3 separate regions of the Homo sapiens genome follow, and regions 1 and 2 are each linked to region 3. The links are chromatin loops, found by intact Hi-C in ENCODE. Cell type or tissue: heart right ventricle. All regions are shown on one strand.

Region 1 (8,000 bases), 760 kb after region 3:
TAAAATGAATTTTCTCTGAGAATGATGTCATCAGTATAATATCACACCTGTGCTCCTGTAGAAAGGTGGTTGCAGTGAGATCTTGTCTGTGAAGATTGCATGCAATGACGCGGCTGCCAAGGCACTCCGTGGGTCGCCTGGTCCCTTCACAGATGAAGGCAGACTATGACTGAGACTCTGTTAAAATAGGCACAAAAATAACATGGTAGCCAAATCTGTAACAACAAAATATTTTATCAGTTGCATGAATATATATAGGTTTATTGTAAGGAATTGGCTCATGTGGTTATGGAGGCTAAGAAGTCCCAGGACCTGCAGTCAGCAAGCTGGAGAACTAGGACTGCCAATGTTGGAGTTCCAGTACAAGCCTAACGTCCGAGAATCAGGAAAGCTGATGGCATAAGTTACAGTCCACGTCTGACTTCAAAGGCGAGAGAAGATCTACGTCTCAGCTCTGAAATAATCAAAGAGAGTGAATTCTCTCTTCCTCTACCCTTGTGTTTTATTTGGGATTTAATGGATTGGATGAGGCCCACTCACACTGGGGAGGGTAACTACTTTACTAAGTCTACATATTCAAATGTTTGTCTCATCAAGGAACACCCTCACAGACACATCCAGAGTGTTTAACCAAATATCTAGGCAACCCAACTTGGCAAATAAAATTAACCATCATAAGGTGAAAGAGGTACACGATCTGAAGAGAAACCAGGGATGCAGGATGGTTAAACATCTGCAAGTCAATAAATGTGATACACCGTAAAAACAGAATTAAAAACAAAAATCACATGATCCTCTCAATACATGCAGAAAAAGGATTTGACAAAATCCATCATCCCTTTATGCTTAAAACCCTCAGCAAAATTGACATAGAAAAAGCATTTGACAAAATCCAGAATCCCTTTATGATTAAAACCCTCAGCAAAATCAACATCGAAGGGACATACCTTAAGGTAATAAAAGCCATATATGACAAACACACAGCCAACATTATGTGGAATGGGGAAAAGTTGAATGCATTCCCCCTGAGAACTGGAACAAGACAATGATGCCAACTTTCACCACTTCTATTCAACATAGTACTAGAAGTCCTCGCCAGAGCAATCAAATAAGAGAAATAAAGGGCATCCAAATAGGTAAAGAGGAAGTCGAACTGTCACTCTTTGCTGATGACATGATCGTATACCTAGAAAACCCTAAAGACTCATCCCAAAAGCTACTAGAAGTGGTAAATGATTTCAGCAAAGTTTCAGGATAAAAAATGTACACAAGTCAGTGGCTCTGCTATACAGTAATAGTGAACAAGCTGAGAATTAAATAAAAAACCCACTCTCTTTTACAATAGCTGCAATAAAACCCTTAGGAATATTATAATTCCTATAATTATAATAGTATATTCCTATAATTGTCAATTGCAGGCAATCTTTGCAGACCACATCTTAATTATATCCAGAATACTTAACCAAAGAGACAAAAGACCTCTACAAGGAAAACTACAAAACACTGCTGATAGAAATCATAGATACAAACAAATGGAAACACATCCCATGCTCACGGATGGGTAACATCAATATTGTGAAAATACCATACTGCCAAAAGCAATCTACAAACTCAATGCAATCCCCATTAAAGTACCAACATCAGTCTTCACAGAACTACAAAAATTCACACAGAACTAAAAAAGACATAGAAGGGACATACCTTAAGGTAGTAAAAGCCTAGAACCAAAAAAGAGTCTGTATAGCCAAAGCAAGACTAAGCAAAAATAACAAATCTAGAAGCTGACTTCAAACTACACTAGAAGGCCATAGTCACCAAAACAGCATGGTACTGGTATAAAAATAGCCATAAAGACCAATGGAACATAATAGAGAACACAGAAATAAAGCCAAATACTTACAGTCATCTAATCTTCAACAAAACAAACGAAAACATAAAGCAGAGAAAGAATACCCTATTCAACAAATGGTGCTGAGATAAATGGCAAGCCACACATAGAAGAATGAAAGTGGATGCTCATTTCTCACCCTATTCGAAAATCAACTCAAGATGGATCAAGGACTTAAATCTAATACCTGAAACCATAAAAATTCTAGAAGACGACATTGGAAAAAACCTTCTAGACATTGGCTTAGGCAAAGACTTCATGACCAATAATCCAAAAAGCAAATGCAACTAAAACAAAGATAAATAGATGAGACTTAATTAAACTAAAAGACTTCTGCGCAGTAAGAGAAATAATCAGCAGAGTAAACAGATAACCTACAGAGTGGGAGAAAATCTTCGCAATCTGTACTTCTGATTAAAGGACTAATACCCAGAATCTGCAGGAACTCAAACAAACCAGCAAGAAAAACATCCCATCAAAAAGTGGGCTATGGACATGAACAGACAATTCTCAAAAGAAGATAAGCAACTGGCCAACAAACACATGAAAAAATGCTCAGCATAACTAATTATCAGGGAAATGCAAATCAAAACCACAATACAATATGACATCCCTTCACTCCTGCAAGAATGGTCATAATCAAAAAATCAAAAACTAATAGATGTTGACATGGATGTGGTAAAAAGGGAACACTTTTACACTTTTTGGAGGGAATGTAAACTAGTACAACAGCTATGGAAAACAGTGAGGAGATTTCCAAAGAAGTAAAAGCAGATCTATCATTTGATCCAGTAATTCCACTCCTGGGTATCTACTCAGAGGAAAATAAGTCATTATATTAAAAAGATACTTGCACACACATGTTCATAGCAGCACAATATGTAATTAGAAGAATTTGAAGTCAGCCTAAATGCCCATTAATCAGTAAGTGGATAAAGAAAATGTGGTATAAATATTTACCACATGAAATACTACTCAGCCATAAGATGGAATGAAATAATGCATTCACAGCCACTTGGATGAAACTGGACACCATTATTCTAAGTGAAGCAACTTAGGAATGGAAAACCAAACATTGTATGTTCTCATTCATAAGTGAGAGCTAAGCTATGAGGATGCAAAGGCATAAGAATGATACAATGGTCTTCGGGGACTCAGGGAAAGGCTGGGAGTGGTGGGGTGGGTGCGGTGAGGGATAAAACACTACACAATGAGTACAGTGTACACTGCTTGGGTAATGCGTGCACCACTAATCTCAGAAATCGCCACTAAATAACTTATTCCTGTAACCAAAAACCACCTGTTTCCCAAAAACCTATTGAAATAAAAAGAAAACCAACATATTCCCCAAAAACCTATTGAAATAAAAAAAAAATTAACCACAATATTAGGCATTGGGTATGAGGGTCTGAATGGATGGGATCACTGCAGTCACATTACAGTAATCCACTGTGAAACACTATTTATTATTTGCAGGTTTAAGAACAGGACAAATTCTACTGCTAAACGTTGAAGCAATGAGGATTATCACCCCTTCACTAATTAAATAGGTATTATATAGTAAGTTTTATTTATTTGAAGTCATGTTGTAATTTATGTTGGATCATATTTGATAATTTATCAAGATGGGGAGGCTAGGCACGGTGGCTCACACCTGTAATCCCAGAACTTTGGGAGGCCGAGGCAGGAGGATTGCTTGAGGCCAGAAGTTAGAGACCAGCCTAGGCAACATAGCAAGACTCCACTTCTATAATTTTTTTTAACTGGCTGTGCTGGTGCATGCCTGTAATCCCAGCTACTTGGAAGGCTAAAATGGGAGGATTGCTTGAGCCCAGGAGTTCAAGGCAGCAGTGAGCTATGATTGTGCCACCGCACTTGATTCAGCCTGGGTAATGGAGCAAAACCCCATCTCTAAAAAAAATGAAAAATTAAAAATAAATCAAATAAAAAAAAACAGGAGAGGGAGTTCTGTAAGGTTACATTTGGTGAAGTCAATGTGTAAGCTCAAATGATTTAATATCAATTTGTTACTCATTAGGTAAGAGCATCCATGTCCCCTACGGACAAAGGCTTCTATGACTACGGGAAATTTAGTCAAGGTAACAAATGTGAGGCATAACTATGTGTCCTCTATTCTAGATGCAGTTACTCTGCTAGGATTAGGGGATGCAATGTTTAAATTTAGTGAAATCACAGGTATAACAAAGTTTGAGCTCCAGTATTTATTAAGTTTGTGAAGGTATGCCAATTGGTAGATTTCAGCAGATGTTAAAATTGATTCGAATATATGCTGGAGAGTTACAAATACCAATCAGCATCCTTTTACCTTTGGACTGTATAAGTTATTTTAGAAAATAGTACATTTCCAATTAGGTCAGATGATAGACTTCCGTTTTAATTTAAATTTTGTTTTTGTGCATATCCAAGTTCCTTCCCTTCCTTCCTTCCTTCCCTCCTTCCTTCCTTCCATCTTTCCTTCCTTCCTTCCCTCTTTCCTTCCTTCATTCCTTCCCTCTTTCCTTCCTTTTCTTCCTTCCCTCCTTACTTCCCTCTCTCCTTCCTCCCTTCCCTCCCTCCCTCCCTCCTTCCTTCCCTCTCTCCTTCCTTCTTTCCTTCCTTCCTTCCTGTCCTCCTTCCCTCTCTCCTTCCTTCATTCCTTCCTTCCCTCTCCTTCCTTCCTTCCTTCCATCCCTACCTCCCTCCTTCCCTTCCTTCCTTCCCTCTCTCCTTCCTTCCCTCCTTTCTTCCCTCTCTCCTTCCTTCCCTCCTTCCTTCCTTCTCTCTCTCTCATTTTTTTTGCCACTGGATATGGGGAAGGTTGTTCTCTTTCCCACTCATATTTATAATTTCTTTCTTTGAAACAGCCCCAAATCAGTATCTTCAGAGTTAAGGTCCTCCTTGTGAGCAGATTGTGTGGCTTAAGAACCCTAGACTTAAGTCAGGTTTGGATTTCTCCCTTCTCTCTGCCTCAGGGGTACCACAGGTGTCTTTTCCTATAACCCTGGGAATTAGATCTTTGTTGTGGCAGAATCATAAGTCACAGAGCGATGCAGCACAACCAGCCCACAATTCAGGGGTCAGTGGATTGAAATCACCTTCTGCTACGGCTCCATCTGGTTCTTCCAGGACTTCCCTCCCCCCCTTTTTTTTCCTTTTGTGGTATTGAAACTTTAGTGGTATATACATTGCCTCATAATTAGTAAAAACTCCCCTTATCCCACATCATGGATTAAAGAGAACATTGCCAGGAGCCCTTCACTCTTCTAGAAGGACTTTATTTGACAGGTAATTTTTCCATGGTTTAGAATAAAAGAGGTAATAACTAGAAATATCTCCCACATAGTAGGCTCTACAGCAAATTCTACTTTAAAGGCTGTTGTTCATGTCTTTAACTGTGGCTGCCCTTAATGTTTTTGTCATCCACAGAAAATTGTCTCATTTTGGTCCTCTTTAAATGATGGTTTTATAATCAGCTATAAAATTTAACAGATGCCCTTAAATGCAGGATTCTGATTAATAACGCTGGAGATTGTGACATTACAATAGAGGGAAAACTTTCAAATAGAAGAGTGAATGATGTTTGGGCTACTTTGGACTGTATTTTTCTAAATGTTATTAATATGTGTTCCAAAATTATTGGAAACTTCTATAGAAATGTAATCTCCAGTGTCGGAGATAGGGCCTGCTGGGAGGTGGCTGGTGCATGGGAGCAGTTTCCAGTGGTTCCCAGTGTTGGAGATGGGGCCTGCTGGAAGGTAGCTGGTCCATGGGAGCAGCCTCCAGTGGTTCCCACTTTCGGAGATGGGGCCTGCTGCGAGGTGGCTGGTCCATGGGAGCACTTTCTAATAGATAAGCATAATTACCCTAGCGCTGCTCTTGTGATAGAGTTCTCATGAGATCTTGTTGTTTAAAGTGTGTAGGACCTTCCCCCTCTCTCTCTTCCTCCTGCTCTTGCTTTCCCTTCCAACATGATTATGAAGTCTCCTGAGGCCTCCGCAGAAGCTGAGCAGATGTCAGCATCATGCTTGCTGTACAGGCTGTGGAACTGTGAGCCAATTTTCAGTACTCTTGTTATCTTTTTATTTTTTAAAATTTTATTTTAAGTTCCAGGATACATGTGCAGGACATGCAGGTTTGTTACATAGGTAAACGTGCACTATGATGATTTGCTGTACCTATCAACCCACAGCCTAGGTGCCTAGGTATTAAGCCCCACATGCGTTAGCTATTTATCCTGATGCTCTTCTTCCCCATCCCCAGTGACAGGCCCCAGTGTGTGTTGTTCCCCTCCCTGTGTCCAGGTGTTCTCATTATTCAGCTCCCACTTATGAGTGAGAACATGTGGTGTTTGGTCTTCTGTTCCTGTATTAGTTTGCTGAAGATGATGGTTTCCAGATTCATTCATGTCCCTGCAAAAGACATGATCTCATTCCTTTTTATGGCTGCATAGTACTCCATGGTGTGTATGTACCACATTTTCTTTATCCAGTCTATCACTGATGGGCATTTGGATTGATTCCTTGTTTTTGCTAATGGGAATAGTGCTGCTATAAACATACGCGTGCATGCATCTTTATAATAAAATGATTTATAGTCCTTTGGATATATACCCAGTAATGGGATTTCTGGGTCAAATGGTATTTCTGGTTCTAGATCTTTGCAGAATTGCCAAACTGTCTTCCACAATGATTGAAGAAATTAACATTCCTACCAACAGTGCAAAAGTGTTTATTTCTCCACAGCCTTGCCAGCATCTGTTGTTTCTTGACTTTTTTTTTTATTACACTTTAAGTTTTAGAGTACATGTGCACAATGTGCAGGTTTGTTACATATGTATACATGTGCCATGCTGGTGTCCTGCACCCATTAACTCGTCATTTAGCATTACGTATATCGCCTAATGCAATCCCTCCCCACTCCCCCCACCCTAAAACAGTCCCCAGTGTGTGATGTTCCCCTTCCTGTGTCCATGTGTTCTCATTGTTCAATTCCCACCTATGAGTGAGAACATGCGGTGTTTGGTTTTTTGTCCTTGAGATTGTTTGCTGAGAATGATGGTTTCCAGTTTCATCCATGTCCCTACAAAGGACATGAACTCTTCATTTTTTTCTCCTGCATAGTATTCCATGGTGTATATGTGCCACATTTTCTTAATCCAGTCTATCATTGTTGGACATTTGGGTTGGTTCCAAGTCTTTGCTATTGTGAATAGTGCCGCAATAAACATACGCGTGCATGTGTCTTTATAGCAGCATGATTTATAGTCCTTTGGGTATATACCCAGTAACGGGATGGCTGCATCAAATGGTATTTCTAGTTCTAAATCCCTGACGAATCGCCACACTGACTTCCACAATGGTTGAACTAGTTTACATTCCCACCAATAGTGTAAAAGTTCTCCTATTTCTCCACATCCTCTCCAGCACCTGTTGTTTCCTGACTTTTTAATGATTGCCATTTTAACCAGTGTGAGATGATATCTCATTGTGGTTTTGATTTTCATTTCTCTGATAGCCAGTGATGATGAGCATTTTTTCATGTGTTTTTTTGGCTGCATAAATGTCTTCTTTTGAGAAGTGTCGGTTCATATCCTTTGCCCACTTTTTGATGGGGTTGTTTATCTTTTTTTTTTTTGTCAATTTGTTTGAGTTCATTGTAGATTCTGGATATTAGCCCTTTGTCAGATGAGTAGGTTGAGAAAATTTTCTCCCATTCTGCAGGTTGCCTGTTCACTCTCATGGTAGTTTCTTTTGCTGTGAAGAAGCTCTTTAGTTTAATTAGATCCCATTTGTCAATTTTGGCTTTTGTTGCCATTGCTTTTGGTGTTTAGACATGAAGTCCTTGCCCATGCCTATGTCCTGAATGGTATTGCCTAGGTTTTCTTCTAGGGTTTTTATGGTTTTAGGTCTAACATTTAAGTTTTTAATCCATCTTGAATTAATTTTTGTATAAGGTATAAGGAAGGGATCCAGTTTCAGCTTTCTACATACGGCTAGCCAGTTTTCCCAGCACCATTTATTAAACAGGGAATCCTTTCCCCATTTCTTGTTTTTGTCAGGTTTGTTAGAAGATCAGATGGTTGCAGATATGTGGCATTTTTTTCTGAGGGCTC
Region 2 (8,000 bases), 770 kb after region 3:
ATGTTTCTTGAGAAATAAGTGCCTTCAGTATCACTGTGTGTCACTTAATAAATATGACTAATATCTACTTTTACCAATTGCTGCAATTTGATCCTTAAACAGCCATCTTTAAATTATACTTTTTCTTTGGTTAAAGAAAAGTAATTACAATAGACATTAATTATTTTTACATAATTTTCTTATGTGGACACCCATTCTTAGAACTAAAACTTTCAGATGTTTATATTACAAGTACAATTATTGTTTATTATTATTAATGTCAGTAGCCAAATGTAATCAACTCTCTTCCTTTTACTTCCTTTTTTGAATCAACATGTCACACTTATACAAGCAAGAGCAACAGCTCTATATCTGGATCACTGCAGTGCCTAGAAGATACAACAGCACAATTTACAAATCCAAATTTCCAGGAAGTCTCTGCACATACCTCTAGTACAAAAGATGTTTCAGAGACTAGAGGGTCAGAGGGCAAAGAGAGGAAATATTCAACTCCCAGTTCAGGTCAAAAGGGAAGAAAGCCTGGTGTTGAAACAAATCCAAGAATGACTGTGTCTGCAACTCGCTCCTTTCTGTAAAGTATTCATGGTGTTTTACTTAAAATATTTGCTCTTATGATGGTCAATAATATTAATAGTTATGCTTTGTAAAAGAATTTATTCTTTACTTATAATTAATGGATCATTCTAAGTTATTATATGTTTATTTGGTATAGTAAGATGATGTGAAAGATTTGTTGCCTGTTAAATGTTTCTGGGATCTTTGCTTTATTTTTATATTATGATCTGTGCTTCCAAAGTTGAGCTGTAATTTTATTATTTATACAAATGTAGAATAAACCTTAAGTTCGGGGAGAAAAATAAAAGCTAGAGTTTTCCTTTCAGCTATAGAACAGTCATTTATTTCTATAAATGTTCTTTATGTAGCTTTCCTATTTCCACATTTAAAAAGATAAATACGGGGATCTACACAGGTCTCAGTAAATAATAGTTCTTGATTAATAATACATTTATGATAAAGCTTGAAGCTTAAAATAGAATTTTGCTCAGCTCATATCTTTTATGGTCAGGCTGCTATAATTATGTAATACCCAGTTAAATTTCAATTTCAGATAAACAAGGAATAATATTTTAGTATACGTATGTCCCAAATATTGCATGGGATATACTTACACTGAAAAAAGCATTTGTTTATCTGAAATTTCAAATTAACTGGGCATGTTATATTTTCTGTGGCAACCTGCTTTATAGTGAACAGAGTAAGTCAGCTGAATTTTAGAATACTTAACCCTAACCTGGTGTTCTAGGTCTTTCCTTTTTGTAATTATTATTATTATTTGGAGTCAGGGTCATGCTCCATCACTCAGGCTGGAGTGCAGTGGCACAATCACAATGCCCTGCAGCCTTGAGCTTCTGGGCTCAAGTGATTCTGACACCTCTGCCTTTGACTCCCAAGTATTTGTACCACAGGTACGTGGGCCCAGCTAATTTTTTTTTTTTTTTTTCTCATAGAGACAGGGTCTCAGGCTGGTCTGGAACTCCTGGGCTCAAGCAATCCTCCCACCTCTGCCTTCACTTCCCAAATAGCTGAGACCACAGGCACACGCCACCACCATACCCAGCTTATTTTTTTTATCAGTTTGGTGCAAGAGTAATTGTGGGTTTTGCTATTGAAAGTAATGGAAAAACCCATAATTACTTTTTGCACCGCCCTAATAATTTTTTGTGGAGACAGGGTCTTGCCCTGTTGTCTAGGCTGGTTTCCAACTCCTGGGCTTGAGTGACCCTCCTGCCTAGGCCTCTAAAAGTTCTGGGATTACAGATGGGAGCCACTGCACCAAGTTAATTTGTATAATTTTTAACATAAACATAAATATTTTGAGAAATAGAAATGTTAAAACCATTAGAGGAAAATATATTGTAAAGTATACAATAGAAAAAAAATCAAACAAAATACAACAAATACAACAAAAAAAATCAAAATTTTCAGAGGAACAAAACAAAATCTAGTTTTACAATCTTCAGAATTCAATCCCATTATATCAAAAATATAAAGAAACACATTCAAAGAAAAAGGCAATCAATAGAGACTGACCTCGAGATGACGCAGATGTTGGAATTAGTGTGGATTTTTAAAGTAGTTATTGTAATTCTTACTAAAATCAAAACCCCAAAAACCCGTAAAATAAATGGATAGGAAATCACAGCAGAGAAGAAGAAACTACAATAATAACAAAGGCTAAAGTGGAAATTCTAGAAGTGAGAAAGTTTTCAAAATTAAAAAATAACAATCAGTTGTGTTCAGGAGCAGCTTGGAGGTGGTAAAGAGTCAATGAACCTTAAAATACAATTGAAATGATTCAATCTGAAAAATGTGAGCAGTCATAAGTTGGGGTGAGGGAGCTTTTCCTTTGATTAGTGCTTTTAGGTAGTCTTGGTTTTGATAAGATTACTAGACTGATCCGTCAGGGGCATGCTAAGCAGAGTTTATCTTGGTTTCAGTAGTGCTTTAAGCAAAACTCATGATATTCTTGTGTACAAGATGAAAGAAGAGTGGACCAGATGACAATATTTAGATGAAGTCATTCTTAACCTCCGTTGCTCTCCCAGTGGTCTAGCTGGGGTTTGTATAAAGTGGAATGGGAGGAATGGGGAAGAAGCCCCCACCTACCCTTTCCCCTTGTCCACTTGTCCTCCTCCACTAGTGGATAAAGTCCACGGGAACAGGCAAGTTATTTTAAATCTGTATCTTCTGTTGTCAAGATCTGTAATCAGTTCTGCTCGCTGGACTGGGGACAGAAACCAAGGGAACATGAGGGTGAACGGGTTGACATGGAGTCCAGGAACACACTGTGCCTACGTGCAGAATGTTTGTGCCACGAAGCCAGTCAGCAGGCAGATGGTCTCAGATAGCAAGCTAGTGTTGGGAAGCAAGATTCAGTCTCTTGAAGGCGGTGTTCCTCATTCTGTGGTTTGTATCACTTGCTTCAGAATGACCTAGAGTACTTGTTAAAATGCAAATTTTGAGCCCAATCCTAGACCTCCTAAGCCTGTATCTCTACGGATGGGTCTCAGTAGTCGATATTGGAAACGTGCAGGTCCCTAGGAGATGCTTATGCATATAGATTTGAACTGTTGTGTTTAAGGGTTAGGGAGCTGGCAAAAGCAAGAAATAGGCCAAGCCCTTGGGTGGGAAGGCTCCATAACCTTGGCACTGTTAGCATTCTGGTTGGAACAGGATTCTGCCACGTGTTTCGCAGCATCCCTAGCCTCTACTCTCTAACCCCGTATTCCAGTTGGGAAAACCAAAAATGTCCCCTGGGAGGCAAAATAGTCACCAGTTGGGAACTGGAACCACTGCTTTGTGGGATCAGTGTGGTTACTTTGCTCCCAATCCAAGGATCAGAACACACGATGAGAGAAAGTCCAGCTATTGGAACTGGAGTGCCAAGTTGGAGCTGGACCTACAACAAAAGCTCCAAAAGCTCCTTTAAAGGGCTGATCCCATGCCTCAGCTACCTAGCTTGTACAGATGCCATGTAACTTCAGATTTGGTGACAGAAGGAATTTAAAGGCTAGAACTAGATAGGGTCTTTCAAGTTAGGCCAGCACACAACGTGGACTTTTGATATCATCCAGATGCTTGAACCAACCTCAGTCCTGAGGCAGAATTTCCCGTGGCATCTGATACACAGCCTGGATTTGGAGCACTCACTGGGATTAGATGCCACGGAAATATTGTTTAGGAACTCTGAAAGAGACAGGCTTCAACAAAGCAGACCTAAGCAACACATAGCGTCTGAATTTCTTTATCAGCTTGCATTCCAGCCCACGAGGACAAAAGCATCACATACATATCCACTGTGGCAAACCTGTCCTCATTAGGGAGTTTTCCCAGAACTACTCTCCCCTCTGTTCTGAGACTACTTGCTCCTTTGTAATGTTTCTACTTTCTGTCTCACTCCCTAATAGATGATTTGTCCTCTCTGCCCGGGCCCCTAGTTCTGATATTTGGATTGTCTGCAATCTGGATACTACTTAGGAGGTAGAATCAAAGCCTTGTTGATGGGATTGGGAGTTTCTAACTTCCTATTAAAGGCACTGATTAAGCATCTATTGTATAAAGTAAGTAAGATTATGATCCAGTAAGAAAGATTCCACAAGTAGCGCAGGAAGAATTGGTTTCTACTACACTTCATGCTTCAGGACAGGAAATCCAGAAAAAAATTCTGTGGTATGTTAAGTGTGTACTGTAAGTTTAATTTCCATGTGAAAAGCTTTAGTTAGCTAAAAAGTACATCCATGAAGAATCCTGATTAAACTTGTTTAATCCTGGTTAAACTAGGTACTAGCTAAATAATAATTTCACAACAACTCAAGAACTCTGTAAAATCATTTCCTCTGAATATTTTATTCAGAAAAAAAACACAAAAAGATAAGGCAGAAACAAAAATCCCAGTCATTTGCAGTATCTGTCAGCTTTCAATTTGGTTCTCTTGTTTAAACAAAGAAAAATAGTAAAATTAATCTAAGTAAAACATGCCATATATATTCAACTGCTACTAAATATAAAAAGCTTTAAAACTGTGTGTTCAATTTTGGTTACTGTATTACCACAGCAGTTATATTAAAATATGTATACTTTCAAATTTGGTTTCGATAAAAAATGGATTCTAATCTTATATAAGTTATTTCCCAATATTCAATAAATGTTGCCTAAGGGCTTTTTCAATCCAAATAGCAATTTTAATTATTCTGGAATTTAAGGGTGCTTTAAATTTCCATTTAATAGGGTGAGAATGCTGTATTATTACGAGTGATAAAAGTTACAGGACATAGAGGTTATTCCGTTTTAGAGTCCACATCCTGATTACATTTTATATCCTCTTCTTGATTTCTTACAACTAGATACATACTCATTTGCTCAGCTGGAAAAAATTCTTAACATTTACTGACTTTAGGTATGAACTCTACCAGCTAGTTAATAGGAAATATGTAATTAAACATTGCCTTTATCAAGTAATGTAAGAAAAGCATAAGAGCAACTTTGCAACATAGGAGTTGAATGAGAGGCTGGTGATTATCAAAATCTGGCACTTAATTGATTTATACTTGCACACTCACAGCTAAACGTCTCTACCTGTTTTTCTATGTTGTAAATCTAGGACATTACTTATCTACATAGGAAGAGTAATAAATATTAATAATGTGCTATGATAAACATCCTGTACTCTTCCAAACCTTACAATAAAACTGCTTCAATTTCACTTGTTTAGCTTTTATACTTAGTTTTTTAGTTGATCTATGCTTATTTTAAGGAACCTGAACTACTCTAACAGAATCCACATAATTTTTATATTAGTCAAACTGCTTCTTTCTAACTCTGGTTCTAATAGTTATAAAAAGATAATGATAAATTTATGAAGTACATACAGTCAAACCTGAATTTCTTAGAATATATACTTAGAATAGGTTATAATTTTTAGATATTCTTTCTTGACAGTCTTTTCCCAAACTCATGATGTCCTCTCTAGGTAATATTGCCACACTCATAAATTAGCAATAAAGACAAAAATGTGAAAACTACAGTAATTTAAGAGAATATAGGTTTTCTACATGCCATTTCTATTGGCTACTGAAAATAGTGAAAATAAGTAAATAAATAGCTACCTGTCCAGAAGCGTCTCATGCAAAAATCCATCTTTCTGAGCCTTTTTAAGAATTTTACTGTCTTCTTTACTTATTTTAAGCTTGTGGTCTTGGAAGCTCTGAAATTTTCTGCAGAGAAAATGTCTACATTGAAAAATACCTCAAACTCTGATTATACATATTTACTATTAAATTTGTAAATACTGTTAATTTCTTTTTCACTTATTAAAAAGGTTTAATTGTAGGCCAGGCACAGTGGCTCATGCCAGCAATCCCAGCACTTTGGGAGGCCAAGGCAGGCAGATCACTCGAGGTCAGAAGTTCGAGAGCAGCCTGGCCAACATGGTGAAACCCCATCTCTACTAAAAATACAAAAATTAGCTGAGTGCAGTGGTGCGCGCCTGTAGTCCCAGCTACTCAGGAGGCTGAGGCAGGAGAATCACATGAACCTGGGAGGTGGAGGTTGCGATGAGCCAAGATCATGGCACTGCACTCCAGTCTGGGGGACAGAGCGAGACTGTCTTGGGGGAGAAAAAAAGTCTAATTGTATTTTTTTTAATAAGCTGGAGCTTTTGAACAAAAAAGATGACCTTCATAACCTCTCAAGAGGAGGGCCACTCATTGACTGGGTAGCAGAAGGCACCACTTCTATTAAGGCATGGTGGCTGGAGTCCCCTGTGTCCTGGCCACAGCACAGCCTTTGACTGGCATCATGCCCATTCTATGAATGAATAGAGAGATTGACTAACCCGAATGACTAGCTTTGGGAGCTGGTAGGATGATTAGGAAAACTGAACCCTCAAGAAGAGAAAAGCATTTAGCTCAGTGCTCTGTCCTAGAGGCTACATTGTGTTGCCTCTTCTTGTCCATCAGTTTTCATTTTTTCAGACAGGGTCTTGCTCTGTCACCCAGGCTGGAATGCAGTGGTGATCAGAGCTCACTGCAGCCTTGAACTCCTGGGCTAAAACAATCCTCCTGTCTCAGCCTTTCATGTAGTGGGGCCTACGGGCATGCACCACCATCCCCAGCTAATTAGGTAATTTATTTTGAAAGCACTTTGAGAAGCACTTCACTGTCAAATCTGTAGGTCTAAAAGGAAAAGCATACATACACATAATTGATTTCACATTGTTTTACATTTCCTTTGTCTTCTTCTGGAATGTCATCTTTTTTCTTGGTTTCTCTTTCAGCACAGGATCTAATCTAGATATTGGAAAAGAGAATCCAATGGGTTATATATTTATCTTCCATCTTCCCCACTTTACACATCACCTAAGAATATTCGAGATGATTTCTTATGCAGAAGAAAAAATTAACTGAGCAACTATGTTCAGAAAAAGACAGGTTCTGGCTATGTGTTTTTACTTCATATATATAATCTATATGAGTAAGTGCTATCACATGCTTTCTCCACAGCCCTTGTGTCAGAAACACTACAGACAAAATTATTTCAGAAACATTTTACACATCAGATCCTGTTAGGCAATAAAGAAATCATTAATTTAATTTTATCCTCCAAGTGAATACACTAGGATCAAATTATCCCTAGTAGACAAGTGTTCATTTGATCAGATTGAAAGCTTAATAGCTATTTTATATTGCACAGACTATTACCAAAGTATTAAAACTTTTAACATTACACAACTTGATTTTAATTAATTGGAACTCACCTCTTTTACTAGCTTCTTATATCCTCCTAAGTTTGGATAGATGTTTACTATCACATGTCATCAGTTAATTAATCTGCATTCAAAAATTAGGATTGCCCACAGAACAGGCAATTGGCAATGGTAAGGAATCATGTCTCCTAAGGGATCTCTGTGGCCAGAGTCCAGTTCCAGGGCTGCTTAGACAGTGATGACAAATAACGTGTTTGTGCCAATGACATCTTTGTGACAGTTTTGATTAGAGGGGTCCCAGACCTGAAAACATTCCCTGCTAGGGCCTGTAGCACAATGCTACCTTTAGTAAGAGGGGTCTGTGTTCTGGTAGACAAGGCAAGGTCATAAAGGTGAAGGGCTGACAGAGATTAGGAGAGCCTGCAATTAAATGGTACAAAAAGAGTCCTAAATAATCACTGTTCAGAGCTTCCAAGTACTTGACTAACCAAAGAGACACAGAAAACTTTGTATTTCATCTGAAAATTGCTTTAAATAGTGAAAAATGCAATGTTTGTGTAAGTATCTTTGTATCTTTGTATAAGTGCAAAGCACCGCACATATATTTGCAATTGTTGCCTTCAGTAACACTTTTGTGATGATATCCAGATGAAAAATAATTTAAACATGATACAATAAAATATAAATAAGTAAAATTAAATGTAAGTCACAAACCCATCTGCATTTCCTCAATGAC
Region 3 (8,000 bases):
CGGGATCTTTCTTTTCTCTGTGGTTTCGCTCTCGTTGTCTATGTGAAAATGAACGAGATCCACACACCTGCGTGTGTGAGAATATCACGGCAACTGTGACACCCATGCACTGGCAATAGAGTTGACAGCCTGATCCCAGGACTAAGGTACTGATGGACATCCAGACTCACCCACCACAATCATTAGCACACCCACTCCCAAACACACAGACACACATGGGCGCACGCGCGGGAACACAAGCACACACACAGACACAGAAAGACACAGACAGCTTGAAGGAGAGCAAGGGACAGAGGGATGGAGAGATAGAAACGGAAGGAGAGAGAAACAGCTATCCAGAGAGAGACAGAGAGGAACCTGGGAGATTGAGAGAGAGAGAGCAAGGTGGAGAGGGAAGTAGAGAAAGGGAAAGGGTGAGGGAGCTAGAGAGGGAGAGCAACAGAGCCTTGGAGAGGGAGGCTCTATCTGGTAGACAGGGGCCCCTTTGGCCAGGGTAGGGTGGAAGGTGTCTGGGACGGGCTGGAACAGGGGGGCAGGGCCGCCCACGCGGGAAACCCAACAGAGCCCTGAGACGTGTTTTTACTTGGATTGGTTGGTTGCTTTGGGGGTGCGTTTCGTAGCCTCATTCCTTTGTTGGCTCCTCCCTTTCCTCTTGGTACTGTGGGCCCTGAAAGTTGTAGAGTGCGCCCCTCACTGTGGCAGGAGCAGTGGCGCTGAGCATGCCCACGGTTCGCGGCTTGGGTCTCTCTCGTTTTCCGGGTGGTGTGGCCCTAGACAATGGCAGTGGCGCCTGGCTGGCCCAAGAGTCCAGTCCAGCTACGCCCGCCTGATTCCAGGCGTCATCAAAACCCGGGGCCACAAGGCTGGGATCAGGCACCCTAGAGCCACTTTCCCCTGGCCGGACTGCTCTCCCCCTCTACGCCCAAGCACCACCAGTCGCCGCGCTGCTCTTTCCGCTGACCTCCCAGAGCATCCCGCTGTCGCCGGCGGCCAGACCACGTGCGAGACCGCCAAGGCGCCAGAGGCCTCCATCCACTGCCAGGGCTCTGGACTCTCCAGGCGGCCACCCTCTCGCTGACACTCCAGGCCTTCCCCCGGCTCTCCAGCTCCAGAGCTTCCAACACCTGGGGCCCGCTCAGGAAGGGGTGTGCTCCGAGGCATCAGGGCCCAGGGCCCACTGTCCTGGGGTCCCCTCCGGTCCTCCGCCTTGCCGTGGAACAATTATTTTGGATTCCTTGCTGCCCCTCCTGCAAGGACCCCTCTTGCCCCACACACCCAGAGCCACCTGGGCTGACCGGGGCGAACAGCCGGCCCAGCCCCGCAGGCCATGTTTCTTACAACGCCTACACAATCGTCGATTGTTCCGAAAAGGACCTGCCATGGCCAATGGGGCAGGAAGGCTCTGCTTTGCCCCTCGCCAGCACTAGAGCCCCGGCAGCCTCATCCCGGGAAAGAGGGGCTGACGGACACCCAGACACACCCCACCACTACCACGAGCAAACCCACCCTGACACACACACGGATACACACGGGTGCACGCGCGCAGACACACACACACACGGACACAGACACACCACACCCGGGCACACACACACGGACACACAAAGACACAGACACAGATAGCTTGAAGGGAGACCACCCCTCATATTGTCTTATGGCCAATTTCTGCCTCCAAAGAAAGAAGAAGTAAAATCTAAAAGGCAAAAATGAAATCCACAGGCAGACAGCCCTGCGCCACACCCTGGGCCTGCTAGTTAAAGATTGACCCCTGACCTACTCGGTTATGTTATCTATAGATTACAGACATTGTATAGAAAAGCACTGTGAAAATCCCTGTCCAGTTTTGTTCTGATCTAATTACCGGTGCATGCAGCCCCCAGTCACGTACCCTCTGCTTCCTCAATCCATCACGAACCTCTCACGTGGACCCCCTTAGAGTTGTAAGCCCTTAAGAGGGACAGGAATTGCTCATTCAGAGAGCTAGGTTTTTGGAGAAGTGAGTCTGCCGATGCTCCCAGCTGAATAAAGCCCCTCCTTCTACAACTCGTTGTCTGAGGGGTTCTGTCTGCAGCTCCTCCTGCTACAGAAGGAGAGCAAGGGAGAGAGCGATGGAGAAATAGAACCAGGAGAGAGAGATACAGCGATTGAAAGACAGAGAAGGGGGGAGGAGAGACAGAGAAGGGGGGAGGAGAGACAGAGAAGGGGGAAGAGAGAGCTCCACAGTAGAGCGCGAGGTGGAAGGGGAAGTAGAGAAAGGGAGAGGGTGAGGGAGTGGTAGAGTGACAGCAACAGAGCCTTGGAGAGGGAGGCTCTGCTCAGGTAGACAGGGCACCTTTCCGCAGGCAGGGGTGGGGTGGAGGGTGCTTGGGCCGGGCTAGAACAGGGAGTCAGGGCTCCCCACCCGGGAAAACCAACGGAGCCCTAAGACGTGTTTTATTTTCTTGAATTGGTTGGTTGCTTTGTGGGTGCATTTCATAAGGTCCTTCCTTTGTTTGCTTCTTTCTGTCTCCTTGTTGCCCTGGGCTCCGAGATTTGTAGAGTGTTCTCCTTTGTCTGGAGGGAGCCGTGGTGCCAAGCTTGTCCACGGGGCGAGGCCTGGGTCTCTCTCCTCTCCTCAGGACTGGAGTTCACACGAAGTCGGTGGTATTGGGAAACCGGGTGCACAGGGACGGATTTCCTCGTGGCTGGCGAAGACAATCTCCTTCCCCTGGGGAAAGCAGCCCACGGGTTCTGGAGCGGAGGTCTTGGCTGGGGTATGTGGGACCCGCTGCCCCTGCCCGCCCCTTCCCCCGGCTTGGACGGTTACAGTGTCTCTGGATGAATGAATAGAATTGCCTGGGAGTCCGGGGAGTGTGAAGACACCCGGGACCTCAGGGAACCCGTGCCTGCGCCCTCGGGGTCTGTCCCGTCCTGCCCGGGTTGGAGCCAGGCTCCTGGTGGGGCTGCCGCGAGTCGGAAGAGGTAGGATGCTGCTGCCTGGCGGTGCTGCAGTGGCGGATCTTCAGGAGGAGGTCCTGGGCTTCGGCTGGGGCGCGGGGGCGGTCAAGGGGGAGCAGAGTCGCGGGGGCGGTTGGGAAGCACGGAGGCAAAAGGGGGAAAGAGGGAGAGAGCGGGAAGCCAAAAGCCTATGGTACCGGGTATTACCAGGTGGAATCCCATCCAAATACTAACCAGGCCCCACTCTGCTTAGCTTCAACAGATCAGAGGCGAGCGGGCGCGTTCAGGGTGGTGTGGCCTAGACGCCAGCAGCGGAGCCTGGCTGCCCCAAGAGCCCGGCCCAGCAACGCGCGCACGACTCCAGGCATCACCGCCACCCCGGGGCCGCTGGTCTCGGATCCGGGACCCCCAGAGGCTGTCGCCGGTGCCCCCAGGCAGCTGTCTCCCTCTACACCCGAGCACCGCCGGCCTCCCAGAGCGTCCCGCCGTCAGCGGCGGCCAGACCTAGCGCAGGACCAAAGTGGTGCCGCCCTGCTGTTGCTGGGGGGCGCCAGAGGCCTCCGTCCCCTGCCCAGGCTTCCAGCTCTCGGGGCGGCCTCCTTTCAGCCCACGCTCCAGTCCTTCCGCGAGCTCCCGAGCTCTGGAGCTTCCACCACATCGGCTGGCTCAGGACTGGTCGTGCTCATCCCTTAACTTTGTAACTTTTTGTTTCTATTTATATTTTATTGTGCTATGTCTTGAAATGTTGTAGTTATTACTTTTGATTGGATATTATTTAGTGTTCCTACTTTGAATAAGAGTAGTTTGCACACTACACAGCTATAGCGTTATAATATTCTGTTTTGTTTTGTATCCTATTAGCAGTGAGGATTTTTTTTTTTACCTTTAGGTGATCATTTATTGCTCGTTAATGTCCTTTTCTTCCTGATTGAAGTACTCCCTTTAGCATTCCTTTAGGACAGGTATGGTATTCATAAAATACTTCAGCTTTTGTTTGTCTGAAAAAGTCAGTATTTCTTCTTTTTATTTGAAGAAAATTTTCACTGTATATTCTATTCTAAGGTAAAACTTTTTTTCCTTTAATACTTTAAATATTTATTGCTTCTCTCTCCTGGCCAGTAGAGTTTCCACTGTAAAGTCTGCTGCCAGACGTGTTGGAGCTCCGCAGTATGTTATTTGTTCCTTTTCTCTTTCTTCGTTTAGAACTTTTCTTTATCTTTGACTTTTGGAAGATCTATTGAAAGCTTTGAAGTAGTCTTTTTTGGGTTAAATCTGCTTAATATTCTATAACATTTTTGTAGGTGGATATGGATATCTTTCTCTAGGTTTGGAAAGTTCTGTGTTATTATCCCTTTGAATGAATTTTTCTACCCCTGCCTCTTTCTCTACATCTTCTTTAAAACCAATAACTCTTAGATCTGTCTTTGTGAGGCTATTTTCTAGATCCTCCCCTGCCTCTTTCTCTATATCTTCTTTAAAACAAATAACTCTTAGATCTGTCTTTGTGAGGCTATTTTCTAGATCCTGTAGGCATGATTTGTTGTTTTTATTCTTTTTCTTTTGTCTCTTCAATGTATTTTCAAAGAGCCTGTCTTCAAGCTCACTATTTCTTCTGCTTGATCCATTCTTCTGTTACATGGTTTAATGCATTTTTCAGCATGCCAATTGCATTTTTCAGCTCAGAATTTCAGCTTTATTTGCTGTAACTATTTCAATCTCTTTGTTGAGTTTAGCTGATAAAATTTGGAATTTATTTACTTTGTTATCTTAAATTTCTTTCAGTTTTTTTTTTTTTAAATACAGCTATTTTGAATTCTCTGTCTGAAACATCACATATCTCTTTTTCTCCAGGATTTGTCCCTGGTACCTTATTTAGTTCACTTGGTGAGGTCATGTTTTCCTGGACAGTGTTGATGCTAGTAGATGTTCTTCAGTGTCTGGACATTAAAATCTTGGGCATGCAGCACCATATGAGAGGTTTAAAAAATAAAATTTAAAGAGAGAAAAGGTGAGTATTGTAGTCTTCATTGTCTGAGCTTATATGTAGCTGTCTTTCTTGGGAAGGCTTTTCACATATTTGAAAAGAGTTGGGTGTTGTGATCTAAGCCATATCTGCTTTATGGGGCACCTTATACCCAATAATGCTGTAATTCTTCCAGACTCAGAGAAGTACCACCCTGACAGCCTTCAACAAGATACAGGAGAATTTTCTGGATTACTAGCCAGAGACTCTTTTTCCCTACCCTTATTTTCTCTCAAAGATACAGAGTCTTTCTCTCTGTTCTAAGCCACCTAAAGCTGGGAGAAGAAAGACACAAGCACCACTGGCCACCACCACTATGATGCCCTGGATCAGACCTGAAGCTAGCACAGCACGGGTCTTGCTCAAGTCCTGCTGCATGCACTTTCTGACGACTGCCTATGCTCACTCAAGGCTTTTGGTCTCTACAATTAGCAGTTGGCAAAGCCAGACAGGCCTGTGTTCTTTCCTTTAGGGCAGTGAGATCCCTCAGTCCCTGGCTGGGTCCAGAAGTGCCATTCAGAAGTCAGGGCTTTGGCCACTTTTTAATAGGGTTTTTTGTTTTTCTCTTGTAAATTTAAGTTCCTTATATTGAATATTAGATCTTTGTCAGATACTTAGTTTGTAAATATTTTTTCCTCATTCTATATGTTGTCTGTTCACTCTATTGATTATTTCTTTTGCTGAGCAGAAGTTTTTAAGTTTAATTAGATCCCACTTGTCAATAGTTGTGTTTGTTGTTTTTGATGTCTTTATCATGAAATCTTTGCCTCTTTCTATGTCCAGGATGGTATTGTCTATGTTATCTTCCAGGGCTTTTATAGTTTTGGGTTTTACATTTAAGTATTTAATCCATTTGAGTGATTTTTGTGCATGGTATAAGGAAGAAGTCCAACTTCACTCTTCTGTATATGGCTAGCCAGTTATCCCAGCACCATTTATTGAATAGGGAATCTTTTCCCCATTGCTAGTTTTTGCCAGCTTTGTCAAAGATTAGATAGTTGTAGGTATGTGGTCTTACTTCTAACCTCTCTATTCTGTTCCACTGGTGTATGTGTCTGTTTTTGTACTAGTACCATGCTGTTTTGCTTACTATAGTGCTGTAGTGTAGTTTGAAGTCTGGTAATGTGATGCCTCAAGCTTTGTTCTTTTTGCTTAGGATTGCCTTGGCTACTTAGGTTCTTTCTTGGTTCTATATGAATTTTTGAATAGCTTTTATCTACTTCCATGAAGCATGTCATTGGTAGTTTAATAGGAATAGCCTTGGGCAGTACAACCATTTAAATGATATTAATTCTTTCTCTCCATTAACACGGAATGATTTTTCATTTATCTGTGTCTTCTCTGACTTCTTTGAGCAGTGTTTTGTAATTTTCATTGTAGAGATTTTTCACCTCCCTGGTTAGCTGTATTCGTATGTACTTTATTCTTTTCATGGAAATTGTGAATAAAATTGCCTCTCTGATTTGGCTCTTAGTTTGGCTTTTCTTGGTGTATAGGAATGCTAGCAAATTTTGTACATTGATTTTGTGTCCTTAAACTTTGTGGAAGTTGTTTATCAGCTTAAGGAGTTTTTGGGTCACAACTATAGGGTTTAGATAGAGAATTATGTTGTCTGCCAACAGAGGTAGTTGGACTTCTCTTTCTATTTAAATACCCTTTATTTCTTTCTCTTGTCAGATTGCTCCAGAAGGGACTTCTAATACTATGTTGAATAGGAGTGGTGAGAGAGAGCATCCTTGTCTTGTGCGGGTTTCAAGGAGGATGCTTCCAGATTTTGCCCATTTAGTATAATGTTGGCTGTGAATTTGTCATAGATGGCCTTTATTATTTTGAGGTATATTCCTTTGATACCTCATTTATTGAGAATTTTTAACATGAAGCTTTGTTGAATTTTACTGAAAGCCTTTTCTCCATCTATTGAGACAATCACGTGGTTCTTATCTTTAGTTTTCTTTATGTTACGAATCACATTTTATTGATTTGCCCATGATGGACCAACCTTCCATTCCAGGGAAGAAGCTTACTTCACTATGGTGAATTAGCCTTTTGATGTGTTGCTAGGTTCAGTTTGCAAGTATTTTATTGTGGATTATTGAATGGATGTTCATCAAGGATACTGGCCTGAAGTTTTCTTCTTTTGTTGTGTCACTGCCAGGCTTTGGTATCAGGATGATTCTGGTCTCGTAGAACAAGTTGGGGAAGAGTCTCTCCTCCTCTATTTCTTGAAATAGTTTCAGTAGGACTGGTACTTGTTCTTCTTTGTACATCTGTTAAAATTTGTTAATTTATCAGGTCCTGGGCTTTTTGGGGGGGTTGATAGGCTATTTATTATGGATTCAATTTTTGGAGCTCATAATTGGTCTGCTCAGAGACTGAATTTCTTCCTGGTTCAGTCTTGAGAGAGTATATGTGTCCAGGAATTTATTAATCTCTTCTAGGATTTCTAGTTTGTGTGTATAGAGGTGCTCGTAGTAGTTGCTGGTTGTTATTTTTATTTCTCTGGGGTCAGTGGTAACATTCCCTTCATCATTTCTAATTTTGTTTATTTGAATCTTCTCTCTTTTCTTCTTTATTAGTCTAGCTAGTGCCCTATCTTATTAATTTTTTCAAAAAACCTTGATTAAGTGATCTTTTGATCAGTTTTTCATGTCTCAATTTCCTTCAATTCAGCTCTGATTTTAGTTATTTCTTGTCTTCTATAAGCTTTGTGGTTGAGTTCTTCTTGCTTCCCTAATTCTTTCAGTTGTGATGTTAGGTGGTTAATTTGAGATATTTCTAATTTTTTTGATATGGGTATTACTTCTTATGCCCTACTCTAACTTTTGTCCTTCTAGAAAACTCCGAACTATGCTTCTAAACCAATTCAGACTTTCTCAGTGAATCAATCTGGTCTCCCTGAGGCAAAGTTAGAAATTTTCCATTACACATGGTTCTCTTTCTCTGTAAGAATATCTAATGCAACAATGCAAGTGTTTATTTCCCTCCTGGTAATGTGGGGAACTCCTTTTGGCTGAGACCAAGACTTAAAACCTTGTTCTTT

The links. Hi-C counts contacts between places; a loop is a spot of excess contacts. Peaks named below come from ENCODE experiments on the same cell type or tissue, not always from the same donor. Only the 100,000 strongest peaks of a DNase experiment are listed, where the experiment ranks them.
Region 1: a loop joins it to region 3, with 10 times the contacts of the local background. A loop is called at or near these places in 36 of 110 quality-filtered maps.
Region 2: a loop joins it to region 3, with 15 times the contacts of the local background. A loop is called at or near these places in 19 of 110 quality-filtered maps.

The regions. Positions count from the first base shown.
Region 1 is chr20:29,110,362-29,118,361 of GRCh38, reverse strand. No RefSeq gene overlaps it. Among named protein-coding and RNA genes, the nearest start is that of FAM242B, 430 kb to the left of the region's middle. In heart right ventricle, no CTCF peak of the experiment used is centred here; no DNase peak of the experiment used is centred here.
Region 2 is chr20:29,099,217-29,107,216 of GRCh38, reverse strand. No RefSeq gene overlaps it. Among named protein-coding and RNA genes, the nearest start is that of FAM242B, 450 kb to the left of the region's middle. In heart right ventricle, no CTCF peak of the experiment used is centred here; no DNase peak of the experiment used is centred here.
Region 3 is chr20:29,869,300-29,877,299 of GRCh38, reverse strand. It overlaps the pseudogene RNA5SP532. Among named protein-coding and RNA genes, the nearest start is that of FAM242B, 320 kb to the right of the region's middle. In heart right ventricle, no CTCF peak of the experiment used is centred here; DNase peaks (open chromatin) are centred at 549, 3,209 and 5,299.